2 separate regions of the Homo sapiens genome follow, and region 2 is linked to region 1. A link is a loop called in an ENCODE intact Hi-C map of the cell type or tissue named here. Cell type or tissue: Caco-2. All regions are shown on one strand.

Region 1 (2,500 bases):
ATTAATTCAGTCTCTGTTTGTTTATACCTTTTAAAAATGCAGCATGAAGTACAGAGAAAGAAAAATGAAGTTTGTTTACGGAGTCTAATATTTATAATACATAGGAAGGATCAGCTGGTAAAAGAGAAAGGAAAATCTCGAGTCTGACTTTATGTAGATCACAGGGAGTTGTGAAAAGAGCAGTATAAAAATATGCACTTGTGCTTTAGAAGCTTTTAGCATACAATTAATAGCTTAAAATAGTATTTACTGCCTCCCCATATGCCTATTTTCTGATATATTTACACCACACAATTTTAACATTGTTAAAGCTAATGGCATGATTTCAAATATAGACTGGTTAAAAATATCTGAACCTTGAAACTTCCCCTATCCCCTCCCAAAATATTACGTATAGATGGTGCATGGCACAACATACTGCATGGGCTTACACCCAGAAAATTTGGATTTTAATAAAAATTTTAAACATGTATATAAACTTTTTTTTTTTTTTTTTAAGAAAAGCTTGTCCAAGGGCATTCAAATTTAATGGCTTTTATATAATACTTGGTGTAGTGCCTCGTGGCTGCCTCTGTGAGCCAGAAATAAAGGAAGCTCATGGATTCCCCAAAAATGAAATGCCACTTTTTCCCTCATCATGGATGACTTTGTTAAGATGAACCCCTTTTACAGGAAAGGGGTTACACAGGCTGCTGATACCAGTCTAGAGAGGGCACCCACCAGCCAAGGCTGTGTTCTAACTTAGGTGTCATACCATCGGCCAGAAGAACCATGTAGCCATAGAGGCTGTGAAGCTAACTAGTTTATCTGTAATTTGGTCCTAGTTGTTTCACTTATTTTATGTCGTTTTTTTTTTTTCTTAGATAAATCTGTTCAGATAAGCTCCTTATGAATCCTTCAGATCGATGTTCTTGAGGAAAACAGTCAAGCTAAACAGCAATGATGACTTTTATGGTAAAGGATGAGCTGATCACTAGCTAAGCTACTTAGTCACCATCCTGGGAGATGAGCTCACAGGCACCAAGGCTTTGCTTCCTGTGGCCTGCTAGTTACAGTGAACCAGCTCCATGGATTGACAAGGGTACACAGGATGACAGCAGAGCAAAGGAGTTTGCCAAGTATTTGTTCTGTCATTAAGTATTCAAAAGAACATATATTTTTCTTCATGGAACATAACTTTCTAAGAATGAAATTTGGGGACTTGAATGATTCAAGGTCAAATATTAAACATTAGCTCCTTCACCAATACCTGTCATTGTCATTAGAAAGGAAGGCCTCTCGTTTACGCTACTGTGATTCACAGTGTCCTTTGTCGGTCAAGAGGCCCCCTCTGTGGCTTGGCTTTAGCTGTCAGATGGAAGCCTCAAACTTTTGCACTTTAGGTCATCTAGTGTCTTCCAGTGTTTGTAGTTGTCAGCCAAATGTTGCATCAGGGCTGGCAGATGTGCAAAGGCTGCAAAGACAGAAAAGAATCAAAAGAAACCGGTGAACTTAGACCCCAGGAGCATTTATAAGCCTGGGGGTGTCTGGGACAAGTTTGGGATCAGAATTAGAGGAGGCACACCCTGGGCGAAGCATGAGGACAAGTCATTAAACACTAGTTTCTGAAATGCAAACAGGTCCTTTTTGAAAAGCTGCTTATCAGTGACATTATCAGAAGAACCTGTGATTCAGAGTAAACTAAATACATTTTGCATTCTTTCTAGAGTTTTCCTCCAACGACAGAAAAACACTGCAGTAAGCTTTGGCAGCGTGTCCTTTGAAGAGGCAGAGACTCGTTTATCCAGCTATCAAAAATCCATCAAGTCTTCTGCACACAAGCTTCTGTGCCAGCTGCTGGGGATGCAAAGAATGCACCCCACCCCACTTGGCCACAAAAAGCTGACAGCCACATTTTTAAAAATATATTTTGTTTACCTTTAGGCTCACCCTGTGTCACTAAAGATAATATTCGTAAAGTATAACAATTTTCTTTGGGTGACAAAACAGTAACTGTCTTACCATCCCAAGCATCAAACATGTCTGTTATGAAGTAGTCAATGAAAGAGATCTGAGACTTGGGGATGCTACAGGTATTCCGGTCAAACACTGGCATCACCACAGGTAGTCCCTGTCTCTTCTCTTCATCAGTCTGTAAGAAAAAACCACCACATAGGGCTGGAGGACATGCGAGACACTTTCACAGTAATATCCTGTTTCTCAGAACAACCCTGTGAAAATGGGTCATTATCCAGTTTTCTCAATGAAGAAATAGGCTCAGCAAGGTCCTCAGACTTACGTAAGTCAGCTGAGCTACACTGACTACACTCAGACCTTCCCACTCTCAAGCCTCTTTTTTTGTTTTTGAGACAGTGTCTCACTCTGTTGCCCAAGCTGTAGTACAGTGGTGCAGTCTCGGTTCACTGCAACCTCCGCCTCCCAGGTTCAAGCAATTCTTCTGCCTCAGCCTCCTGAGTAGCTGGGAATACAGGCACCTGTCACCACGTCCAGCTAATTTTTA
Region 2 (2,500 bases), 97 kb after region 1:
CATCTGGAAGTATGACTCCCACACCAAAACCGAGCTGGTCCAGCTCTCAACATGAGGAAGACAGCCAGCATTCCAGGCTGCAAGACCCCCAATCCAAATGGGAGAGAAGTATCAGCAGGAACACACAGTTAGAAGGGAAGGAGAGAAAACAAAAATGGATAATTGCTACTCATTTCACAAGAGGGTTTGCTATAGTGAGCTTACTGCTGAGTCTCAGGACTTTAGTTTGAGTACAAGGTGGGATGTGGATTGGCTTGTCATGAAGACATGCCATCACTGGGCTCTCTATCACCAAGATAGAGAAACAGTGTCTGAGACAGCCAGCAAGTAACATGGGGGACATATCCTAAGAACCAGGGAAGAAAAATGGAATAAAAGGGATTGGGTGGAAACGCAGATAGAAAACAGGAACAGAAGTCCCAGTGCTGACTTGTGGCATTACCCACAGCTGATTCCTGCCCTAAGGGAAAAGCTATTTTACCCACTTTCTTTTTCTTCTGGAACTCCAAATTCTATCTTCTCTGACTGTTAGGAAGGCCACAAAAAGGGTTCCAAGGGTATTAATAATGTTTTATTTCTTAAGTGGGTGACATAGACACACACATTCATTTTATTACTACTCTCTCTATATGAACTATTGTATAATTAAACCAGGAAAAATCGGTGACATCATAACAAATAAGCCATAGTCAACCATTATTTGTCAAGGACTAGCAAACCTTTTTGCCATATGAGTCAGAAAAACAAGAGTATTTTGTTCTTGGACCCGTGTAATAGCCAGGCTTGGGAAAAATGCTGTGTGGCCTTGAACATTTCTGGTATTGATGTCCAAGACTCTATGACCTCATTCAGATCTCAGAGTGTCCAGAAGATAAATGTAAAAAAGAGGGCTGAAGGATGCTGATCTTATGTCTCAGTTCCCCTCATTCATTCCCTGTGGAATCTTAATCTCCCACCAGGATGGAGAGGTGTAATGAACCAGTGAGGACAATGTCTCTGCTTTCTCTGGACCACATCCCATGGTGGGTATCAAACAAAGTGAGAAGACATAGCCCCTAGGGAGACACTCAAGGAGTAGCAGGTAAGTAGGAGTCTTCAGTGAGGGTAAGACTTTGCAGCCATGATTTCCTGTTGTATCCACATGGCTTTGGAATGAGGCATTTCAAGTCCCCTGGGCCAGACTTTCCTGGCCTTTGTCGCAGAATTTGTGCCAAATGCCATAATGCAGCCAAATCCAATAGGTCCTAGGTCCTAAATAAGGTCTTATTCTCTGCAAAGCTAAATACAGCCATTAAAAGACTACAACAAATTTTGTTACCTGCCAAGATTTCTACCACTGCAGCTTGCACAGACAACTTTTCTTCCTGCTGGCTCTTTTATTTTAAGTGCTGGCCACTTCAGACGATAAACCCAGCAGAGCAAGCGCTCATCCTACAGTTTCATTGCACCTACAGCGCAATCCCTTTTCTTTGCCTTCCAGCATTGGATAAACTCTACTGTCCTGCCTCTAGCCACATATCAGTCCCAACATCAATTTCACAACCCTTGTCTTGTGGATTTAGTGCCCCTTTGTTCTCATGCTTGAATATGAAAAAAAATGTGTTTCTTCTTAAATGAAAAACAAGCATATCCCCATCTCTTTTCTTCAAAGGAAAAAAAAGAGATAAACTGGAACAATGTTTTCTCCAGACCACCTCCTCCTCAAATTTTCCATTCATTTTTGGCATATAATGAGTAAACTTTCTCCCTGAGGTGTATGACTAGGTGCTAAAGGCAATTACACAAGATACAGAGAAAAACCTAAATATTTCCAGGAACTTGTGAAACAAACAAAACCCCCAAAGCAAGATCAAGATCTAAGGCTGGTGTTCTAGGACCCAAGACACACCCATTGCTTAGATAGCTCAAAAACCAGATTACATCTGACAAATATTTCAGAATGAACAGTACTCCTTCCATCTGGGAATGGGAGGTGCACTTACACTCGCGAAACCACTGCGAGGATCACCGTGTGCTCGGAGGGATTTGTGGCCCGGATCGACCTGCAATGAGAAGGCTCCAAGTCAAACAAGGTGATCTGGGCTTTGTTACATTAAATGAATGTGGAACTTCTTCACACTGAAAATGATACAACATCAAATCTTTCTCTAAAGAAAACGTCTCAAAACACAGAGAAGACAACAAAGAAAGATGCCCTTGTGGATTAGGACAATCTCTTCATTTCGTTAAAAAATTTTTTTTCTCTTAACTCCCAGGCAATTATCCAATAGGTCAGACCTGCCAATTTTCCACTTAAAAAACTGGCAAATTCCACTTAAATTCCATTTTTTAAAATTGAAACTCCACTCTTCAAAACAAAAATAAATTGGCAGTCCTACAATCCTCTTCTTATCAGTATGTACCTGGGGGAGCTCACTGGGTTTGATCTTTTTTCTTTTAAAATAGCAGGTAGTTCAGAAAGTTGAGCTTATGATAAAAATTAAAGCACTTGCTGGCAGCT

The links. Peaks named below come from ENCODE experiments on the same cell type or tissue, not always from the same donor. Only the 100,000 strongest peaks of a DNase experiment are listed, where the experiment ranks them.
Region 2: a loop joins it to region 1, with 6 times the contacts of the local background. A loop is called at or near these places in 2 of 110 quality-filtered maps.

What each region holds. Positions count from the first base shown.
Region 1 is chr5:77,425,398-77,427,897 of GRCh38, reverse strand. It overlaps PDE8B (phosphodiesterase 8B), which reads right to left. Exons shown (of 22, transcript NM_003719.5): 21 at 2,002-2,131; 22 at 1-1,453. The coding sequence ends at 1,344. Among named protein-coding and RNA genes, the nearest start is that of WDR41, 66 kb to the left of the region's middle. In Caco-2, no CTCF peak of the experiment used is centred here; DNase peaks (open chromatin) are centred at 1,039 and 1,497.
Region 2 is chr5:77,328,540-77,331,039 of GRCh38, reverse strand. PDE8B (phosphodiesterase 8B) reads right to left here. Exons shown (of 22, transcript NM_003719.5): 4 at 1,983-2,042. Among named protein-coding and RNA genes, the nearest start is that of PDE8B, 120 kb to the right of the region's middle. In Caco-2, no CTCF peak of the experiment used is centred here; no DNase peak of the experiment used is centred here.